Regions from separate parts of the Homo sapiens genome. Here region 2 is linked to region 1. Evidence: chromatin loops called from intact Hi-C (ENCODE). Cell type or tissue: tibial artery. All regions are shown on one strand. Region 1 has its middle 33 kb from the start of SPINK4. Region 2 overlaps B4GALT1 (beta-1,4-galactosyltransferase 1).

Region 1 (5,000 bases):
TAAGAGGATTTTGAGGTTATATCAGTGAAGAATTTTGCTCAGCTGCTACTAAGAGAGATCCAAGTCAACAGTGGTCTAAATAAGACAGGGTCTTAGTTTTCTCCTAGGAAAGGCCAGGCAGGTATGGGGACTCTATCTACAAGGTCTCCAGATTAGAATTATTTTGTCTTCTGCTCTGCTATCTGTGGCACATGACTTTACTCCTTAAGATCACCTCACGGATAAAAAATGACTGCTAGGGCCTCACCCATCAAGTCCATGTCCCAGGGAGGTAAAGGAAGAATGATGGGGGGAAAGATGAAGTGGTACTTGCTAGCTAAGTTAGCCTCCTTTATACAGCTTTCTCAAAACGCCACCCAATCACTTCCCCTTACTTCTCATTAGCCATCCCTATCTGCAAGGAAAATGTAGTCTTAGCTAAGACTAGGCACATTGCTGCCCCCAATATAGGAGTAAGGAAGGTGGGATAGTGGCTATAAGGAAGAAAACTAGCATTCTTCCTATGGCATGAATGACAGGAGCATGAATGAAAGGGAGAGATTGATATACAAATCATGTTCAGTGTGCCAAGGCCTTTCTGGAAGTGTTTCGTATTTCTCCTTATGTAATGGCTCAACAAGGAAAAGAGTCAGGACAGGATGGAGTGGTCTCTGCTGGGCTGCTTCTGGGGAAAAAGAAAATGTCTTTCACTGATGTATTAGCTGAGGGCCCAAAGTTGGGTAATGTGAGAAACCAGGACTCTCAGCTGGCCCAACTCAGCTGAAGTATTGCTCTCTCTTCAAAAGATGCTGGCTTAATGATGGAGTTATCATCACTCATGCTCTTCTTCCTATATGGGATGCTCCCCTCACTCTACATCTGAATTCCCAGCTCCTTCTACGCAACTCCCACTCAGTCCTCAGTTCTTAGCTCATAGGTTCTTTTTTCTTTTTTTTCTCTTGCTCTGTCGCCCGGGCTGGAGTGCAGTGGCGCAATCTCGGCTCACTGCAAGCTCTGCCTCCCGGGTTCATGCCATTCTCCTGCCTCAGCCTCCCAAGTAGCTGGGACTACAGGCGCCCACCACGATGCCTGGCTAATTTTTTGTATTTTTAGTAGAAATGGGGTTTCACCATGTTAGCCAGCATGGTCTCGATCTCCTGACCTCATGATCTGCCCGCCTCGGCCTCCCAAAGTGCTGGGATTACAGGCATGAGCCACCTCACCTGGCCAAAGCTCATATGTTCTCATAACCTTGTTACATGTTCTCATAAACCTGGAATTTGGTCAGGTGTGGTGGCTTACGCCTGTAATCCTAGCACTTTGAGAGGCTGAGGCAGGAGGATTGCTTGAGCCCAGGAGTTCAAGATCAGCTTGGGAAACATAGTGGTATCCTGTCTCTACAAAAAAAATTAAAAAATTAGCTGGGTGTGGTGGTACACACCTGTAATCCTAGCTACTTGAGAGGCTGAGGCGGGAGGATTGCTTGAGCCCAGGGGATCGAATTTGCAGTGATCCATGTTTGTGTCACTGTATTCCAGCCTAGGTGACAGTGCGAGACCTTGTCTCAAAAAACAAAAACAAAAAAACCCTTGAAATTTACTTGTTTGAGATCTGTTCCTGCCCCAGTCTTTTATTCTACCTCCAAGTAGAAGGTCCCTGAGGGGAGATACCATGTCTATCCTATTCATCAGTGAATTTCAAGCATTTTGTACTGTACCCAGAACACAGTAGTTGCTCCACAAATATTTTCTGAATGAATAAATATATCTTATAATAAAGTTCATACTATTTCTTAGCGATCTTTGGATTGTAATTAACAAAAATCTACCTAAACTAGTTTAATCAAGAAGGGGAACTTATTTATAATGATACTGGAACATCTCATAGAGACAAGGGACTAGATTATAGCCTAGCCTCAGGAATGGAGTAGAACTAGAAACTCAAATGCCACTGGGAATCTTTCTGTTTGTCATTCTCTCTCATAAAACCAGATTCTTCTGCTTGTTACTCCTATATAGTAAGGAAAATATGGCTGCCAAGAGCACCTAACTGTTATATGTTGTTGGGCCAATCAGCTGGAGGGGAGTTAATATAGCTCTCTGTTCTCTCTTTCTTCAATATTCCAGCATGGCTCAGGTGCCTGACCCTGGACCAATCAAGTGACAAAGGGTCAGGGTCATATTGTAGAAACATGGCAGCTCCCACTACAACCTTGTGGTTTGGGTATGGGAGAGTTGTTTCCTGGAAAAGAGGTTTTAGGAAGACAAAAAAAATGGGTGTCCATTGGAGCGAGCATCACTCATCCCTGCCCCAGCACTGGCTCCTTGACCATAGCTCTAGCATTTCCTTAGATTGATGCCTGGATCCCTAGCACCTCCAATGGGTCTTGAGGGCCCTTGCCAGAGGCCTCTGATAGTTTCTAATCCGATTCTTTGTTTACTCCCCTGAACCATTTTCCCCCAATAATGCCAGTATTTAGAGATACCATGGGTGCTTGAGACTTCACAGGGAGGAAGAGGCAGCCTGGCCTCCTCAAGATCCAAGAGATCTTGCTGGGCTTTACTGCCTGCAGAAGGTGACAGTGGAGTCAGGAGAGCTGTTGGACAAGGACAGACCTCAGGTGGGGGCAGCTCTCTTCATGATTTCCTTCAACTAGCACCCTACTCCTCTTACATCTGGTCATCATGCAGCTGTGAGGGATGGGCCTCCATAACCATCTGACAAATGAGGAAACTGAGGTCCTTAAAGGGGGCAGGACATGAGCATGGTCATTTAACAGATGTCTCAGTTCATTATGTATTGCTATAACAGAACATCTCAGGCTGGGTAGTTTATAAAGAAATTTATTTCTCACAGTTCAGGAGGCTGGGAAGTCCAATATCAAGGTGTTGGCATCTGGTGAGGGCCTTCATGCTGCATCATCCCCTCATGAAAGGTGGAAAGGCAAGAGGGGTGAAAGCAAGAGTGCAAAAGTGTGCTGAACTCACTTTTCTTACAGACCCAATCTCTCAAGAACTAATCCACTCCTGAGATAATGACATTAATTCATTCATTAGGGCAGAGCCTCCACAACCTAATCACCTCTTATTCAGCCCCATCTCCAACACTGTTGCATTGGGTATTAAGTTTCCAACACATAAACTTGGGGGACACCTTCAAACCATAGCAATAGATAAATAGCAAAGAAAACACTTGAACTTAAGCTTCCCTTCTTTATGCTCCAGCTATAGGGACTGGATGAGTTTAACATCTCTTCTGCAGAGACAATGCTGTGTTCAACAGATATAGACTACGTTTCCCAGGATCCCTTGCATGTAGGTATGTTGTGTGACTGAGTTCTGCCAATGGAAGGAGGTGGAAGAGATGCATACCACTTTCACATTTGGCCATGAAATATTCTACACACTTAAGCTGGGTGCAGTGGCTCATGCCTGTAATCCCAGCACTTTGGGAGGCCAAGGCGGGTGGATCACCTGAGGTCAGGAGTTCGAGACCAGCCATGGCCAACATGGTGAAACCCTGTCTCTACTAAAAACACAAAAAATTAGCTGGGCGTGATGACAGACGCTTATAATCCCAGCTATTCCGGAGGTTGAGGCAGAAGAATCGCTTGAACTGGGGAGGTGGAGGTTGAAGTGAGCCAAGATCGTGCCACTGTACTCTAGCCCGGGTGACAGAGCGAGACTCCATCTTAAAAAAAAAAAAAAATTCTACACACTATCTCCTCCACCTGTGAGGCTGGAAGCAAAAGGGTCTGAGAATGGTGAAACCTCCTAATGGAAGAAGGCCAAATCTCTGATTTCACCCAGGAGAGAGTTCCCTATCAAGATCTGCATTGGATTTTGCTGAAGCAAGTAATCAATCTTTACTCTTAAGCCACTAAGATTTTGAGGCTATAAGTTCTTATACATAGCCTAGCATACCCAGACTAGCACATCTCTGATGGAGCCCCTCTTCTCCACAAAGAGTTAGACTTGATCTCCCACAGCACTGTATCTGCCCCAGCCCTCACCACCTTCTCCCCTGACAAAGACCCAAAGTACAGTTTTGCAATTAGAAACACAGACCTTAGGTCTCCTCAGAACTGAGTCTGAACTCCAGGTCCACCTCAGACAGACCTAAGCAGGTTTCTTGACCTCTTTAAGACTGTTTCTGCATCTGTAGAGATGGTACCCATGTCAAAATGTGGTTGTAAGGATTAAACGAGATATTATATAATCAATGGTTCACAATAAGATGATGCCACTCTCTGAGGACAGGGGATTGGAAGTTTGTAGGGCCATTTTTAGTTGTAATGATGATTGTGGAACCCTTCTGGCTAGGGATGCTAGAGGTACTGTGACAGGGCACTCCCACACAATGATAAATTGTTGCTTGTTCCCCACACCTTTCATATGGTTCATCATTCATTTGTCTGACATTACAATTACATGAGCCTAGAACCTAACTCTTACATATAATCACAAAATATTGTTGTGTGGCTTTAATTGACTTTTAATTTATTGATTCTTACTTTTTAATTGCAATGAGGTCTCTCTGTGTTTCCCCGGCTGGTCTTGCACTCCTGGGCTCAAGCAATCTTCCTGTCTCAGCCTCCTGATTATCTAGAATTACAGGTGCATGCTGCCACACCCAGCTGTGTGGTTTTAAGATATATTAAATAGTCCAGGAATATCCAAGGGTGTGGACAAGGATGGGGAAGACAGAAGGGATATGGCAGAAACCCAGGTCTGGCAGGAGCAGAGCTATCACCACCACTATGCCCAGGGAGTGAGGGGTGGGAGATTACTAGAACCTGGAAGAAGAGTGTATGTTGCAGAGTGGGCGGAGTGTTGCAGAAAGTGTTCATTTCCTAGGGCTGCCATAACAAATTACTGCAAACTTGGTGACTTAAAACAGAAAAAAGATTCTCAAATTTCCAGAGGCCAAAAGTTTAAAATCAAAGCAAGGTCACATTCCTTTCAAAGGCCCCAGGGAAGAATCCTGCTCTTCCAGCTTCCAAGGGCTCCTTGGCTTGTGGC
Region 2 (5,000 bases), 61 kb before region 1:
CCACATGCCTGACCTGCCACACTTGGTAGTTCTTCTAAAACATGACTTAAAAGTGACTTCGTCAGCAATGAACCACTGACTGACCTCAGTGGAACTGCCATTTCTCATGCCTTACTCTCTCCCTCATTAAAGTCCCACTCAACCTTCAAAGGCCAAGCACTCAAGTTGCTTTCGCAATGCTGGTAGCTTTCTGTCTATTGCAGAGGCTTTCATGCTGTGCAGTGCAAGAAGAATCATCTGCAGAAGTATGTGAATTTACAGGTTCTTGAGTCCTACTCACCAGATTGATTTGATAAGCCTGGGGCAGGGGCCCAGGAATCTGCATTTTAACAAGCACTGTAGGTAACTGCAATTTTGATGCAATTCCCTGGACTACATTTTGAGAAACGCTGGTTTACAGGTTCACTTATTAACTACCACTTCCCTCCCACCCTCATGAAGCAATTTAAGAATGAGGTCAAGAAAAACAACTTACACTCAGGAACTACTGTGTATTTTCCTCTCTGAAAATGTGTAACATGTTTTGCTTTCAGCTTTTGCAAATGGTCAAATATAATAACTACGTTGGGACCCATGGTTTGAATATCTTTTTTTTTTTTTTTAAACTGGGTCTTGCTCTGTAGCCCAGGCTGAATTGCAGTGGTGCCAGCTCACTGCAGCCTCAAACTGCTGGGCCCAAGCGATCCTCCTGGGCTGTGGTCTCGGCCTCCTGAGTAGCTGGGATCACAGTCACGAGCCACACAGCTCAGCTAATTTTTAAATTTTTTGTAGAGATAAGGTCTCACCTGAGATGTTGCCAGGCAAGTCTCAAGCTCCTGGTCTCAAGAGATTTTCCTGTCTTGGCCTCCCAAAGTGTTGGGATTACAGGCATGAGCCACTGTGCCTGACTAAATATCTACCTTTTCACTCTTCCTCTTAATTTTCTAAGTTCCATTTTCTCTTTATTTATTTATTTTTGAGGAGGAGTCTCACTCTGTCGCCCAGGCTGGAGTGCAGTGGTGCGATCTCAGCTCACTGCAACCTCCGCCTCCCAGGTTTCAAGCGATTCTCCTGCCTCAGCCTCCCAAGTAGGTGGGACTACAGGCATGTGCCACCACACCCAGCTAATTTTTTGTATTTTTAGTAGAGCCGGGGTTTCACCATGTTGGCCAGGCAGGATGGTCTCGATCTCCTGACCTCACGATCCACCCACCTTGGCCTCCCAAAGTGCTGGGATTACAGGCATGAGCCACCATGCCCAGCCCATTTTCTCTTTTTCTGATTTTAAATTTATATTGGTCCTTTTTATGGTATATGTTCTTATAAGCCACCTCAAAAACTTCAGGAAACAGGTAAAGCAACCATTTTTTGGAGTTCAAACCAAATGTCATCCCCTCTTCAGAGCTTTCCCCAGTCCCCTCTCGGGATCAATCAGTCCCCACTCCATATGCCTGCAAAATCCTTCACAAACCTTGGCTGGAGCCCTGCAGAGATGAGGCACCAGTCGACCTGCCTGCTTCCTCCCTTAGAATCTTGACGGCAGGGATTGTGTCCCATTCCTTTCTATGCTGGGACAGTTCCTGGCAGCAAGAGCAGCAATCATGTATTGACCCACACTGCACTTGTTCAACTAAGAGGTGAGAAGCTGAGCTCACAGAGCTGGGAGCCATCTTGCCTTTGATGTTTTAGAATCTAAGATTTTAGTCTTAAATTACAGTTAAGATCAAGATGGGGCAAAAACACTCTCATTTCTGCCAGACGAGGTCTTCACAGCAAGCCTAGGTGGCCAAGTGGGAAGCTGGACCAACTGGGCAAAGTTGCGCCAGTTGCTCATCCATTCATCTGTGCTCAGAAACAGTCTGCCACATGAGGCCTTTTGTTTCTAGGTTTAGCACCTGATTCATGAGCTACAGCCACCACCCCCCAACCCCTCCAGCACCCCATCAATTTTAAAATAAGTTTTCTCCAGGCTCTAGGCCTAGCATCTGACACTTTGTGGCAACGGATGGCCTAACCTCCTAATAAAAATGGTGCATTTTCTTGGCTAAGCCTCACATAGCCACACCAAACAGGCTCTTCACCAAATGTCACTATTTCCTTGAGAGAATAATCCCAAAGCTCAAAGTTTTACATGGGTCACAAAATCACCAGAAAAACCTCAGGTGGTCACTCAGCCCAGGATGCTCTCGCCAAGGGTATCAAGGCCTAAATCTAAGGAAACAGCACCATGATCAGATTCTGCCACCTCAAAGGGCCAGGATCCACCTCGAATCAGACCCTAGAGAATCCTGGCAGACAAGGGCCAATAGAGCTGTGGGAATTATGTGTTGGCCCCATGGTTACACAGGAAAGAAACTGAAGGCCATACAGGAAGACAGACTTCCTCAAGAACACCCTTGGATTGGCAAAAAAGCTGTCCTAACTTCCCCTTAAATAATCTTCCAGGGTTCTGATATTCCTGGATGCATCCACACAGTGGATAGCAAATCACAGCACACGTGCCTTTACTGTCCCTGCGCTGTACCCACGGGGATTCTGTCTCAGAATCTTTTCCAATTTAGGGGCCAGGGGGGCCTTCAACTGATGGAGGTGGCATAAAAGTGAATCTTATTTGACATCACTGAACTAAACCATTCTCAAGCATTAATTCTATACCATATGTGGTCACAGATCCCCAATTCTGTGGGGCAGTAGAAGCAAGGAGAGGACATGGGGAAACCTCTGGGAGACCCCAGAACAGGCAGCATGACAGTTCCACTTCTGTCCAGTGGGGAAGCCACAGAAATGCAAAGCCTTGGGGTCAAGAAAGAGTGACTGGGGGTCACAAGCTTTTAAAGCCCAGTAAACAAGCTCCCAAGTAGTGTTTGGTCTCTGGAGGAAAAATTCCCAAGAGGAATTTCTGCTTTCTTTGGTCCTCACTCAAGGGCAGATTCCTCCTTCTCACTCCTTCCGCTGGAATTTCTGGAAAGTGTGGAAACTGTGCCTGCCCACAGATATCACTACCAGGGAAAGGTTCTGAGGCCTACTTGCCTATAAACTCCATATTAGCCCCAGGAAGATCTTGCTGTATATCTGTCCTTTTAGAACTAGAGCGCTTCCAGAAGGGATGATTTCAGCTTCTCAGAAAGGTTTAGAATGGTCTAGGCATCTGGCATTTTATTTTAAGACTTTCACCTCCAGGCTGGGGCAGCCACCTGTGTCCTCTGGGCTCTCCTCTCAATCTGGAGCCAGTCACTGACAAGTAGCCCAGGAAGAATTCCAGAGTCACACTTACCACTACTCCCTCCAGGGTCCCATGCCTCACTGCCAAGTCAGGATGCTGGTGAGGATGCTTCGCTTTGCACCTCCTTAGGCCATTTGTTAGAAGAGATTTAGACATTTGACACACAGTCTACAGGAACTAAATGCAATTTTCTTTCTTTTCTTTTTTTTTTTTTTGAGACAGAGTCTCACTCTGTCACTCAGGCTGGAGTGCAGTGGTGCAATTTCAGCTCACTGCAGCCTCTGCCTCCTGGGTTCAAGTGATTCTCTTGCCTCAGCCTACTGAGTACCTGGGAATATAGGTGCATGTCACCACACACCACATCCAGCTAATTTTTGTATTTTTAGTAAAGACGGGGTTTCGCCATGTTGGCCAGGCTGGTCTTGAACTCCTGACCTCAGGTGATCCACCCGCCTCAGCCTCCCAAAGTGCTGGGATTACAGGCGAGAGCCACCACACCTGGCCCCCAAATGCAATTTTCAAGGGAAGGCAACACAGTAGGAAGGAATCACAGGAGGAAGGAATTACAGCCTAGGTTTCAAATCACTCCTCCACCTCTAAAAAGCTACAGTCAAGTTTTATAACCTCTCTAAACTTTGTTGGTGACAGCACAGTTCCTAACACACACTAGGCCTATGACATACATTTGCTGAATACAAGAATAATATTTGTATGTAGACCTCACACTCTAAGAGGAAGACAAGTCATTCTTTTTTTTTTTTTTTTTTTCCCCCTGAGATGGAGTTTCTCCATCACCCAGTCTGGAGTGCAATGTGCCATCCCGGCTTACTGCAACCTCCCCCTCAGGTTCAAGTGATTCTCCCGCCTCAGCCTCCCAAGTAGCTGGGATTACAGGCACCTGCCACCACGCCCAGCTGATTTTTGTATTTTCATAGAGACAGGGTTTCACCGTGTTGGCCGGGCTGGTCTTGAACTTCTGACCTCGGGTGATCTGCCCACCTCGGCCTCCCAGAATGCTGGGATTACAGGCATGAGCCCCCATGCCCGGCCAAGTCATTCTTGATAGAGAGAATTCAGTAGAGGATAAGGTGTCATAAAAAGAGACTGTTTACTGAGGAGAGTCAGCAGAGTTCAACTATACCAGCATACCTAACATATGGAAGAACAAAGGGCATTAACACAGTTACAGAAAAAGAAGAGTGCTGGTGAGAGACTGCACAAAACAATGGGAAAAATAGTTTTATGTTGCAACAAAATACAGCATGAGCAAAGTGAACATATATATAATAGATGCAGGAGGCTGAGGTGGAAAGATTGCTTGAGGCCAGGAGTTCAAGATTGGCCTGAGCAACATATTAAGACTTCCATCTCTAAAAAATAAAATAAAATTAGCCAAGTCTGGTGGTGCATACCTGTAGTCCCAACTACTCAGGAGGCTGAGGTGGGAGGATCGCTTAAGCCCAGGATTGCGAGGCCACAATGAGTCATGATCATACCACTGCACTCCAGTCTGGGTGACAGAGCAAAACCCCAACTCTTAAAAAAAAAATTGTAAATAAATAAGTAAATAACAGATTCAGAAGATATCTGCAATGTCTGAGACCAGGAAGGGATTAATATCTAGGATGTATAAGGAATTCCTGCATATCTTCAAGAAAAATATAAGAACTCCAGTGAAAAACAGGCAAAGGATTATAATGAATAAGCAATTTACCTAAGAGGAATCCCAAAGACCATCAGGCATATGAAGAAATGCTCCAGCTCATTGGTAATCAGAGAAAAACAAGTTAAAACAAAG

Evidence for each region. Hi-C counts contacts between places; a loop is a spot of excess contacts. Peaks named below come from ENCODE experiments on the same cell type or tissue, not always from the same donor. Only the 100,000 strongest peaks of a DNase experiment are listed, where the experiment ranks them.
Region 2: it touches region 1 in a loop (3-fold over the local background); 6 of 110 quality-filtered maps call a loop at or near these places.

What each region holds. Positions count from the first base shown.
Region 1 is chr9:33,204,694-33,209,693 of GRCh38, forward strand. No RefSeq gene overlaps it. Among named protein-coding and RNA genes, the nearest start is that of SPINK4, 33 kb to the right of the region's middle. In tibial artery, no CTCF peak of the experiment used is centred here; no DNase peak of the experiment used is centred here.
Region 2 is chr9:33,143,295-33,148,294 of GRCh38, forward strand. All of the region lies in intron 1 of B4GALT1 (beta-1,4-galactosyltransferase 1), which reads right to left. Among named protein-coding and RNA genes, the nearest start is that of B4GALT1-AS1, 21 kb to the right of the region's middle. In tibial artery, no CTCF peak of the experiment used is centred here; DNase peaks (open chromatin) are centred at 277 and 2,247.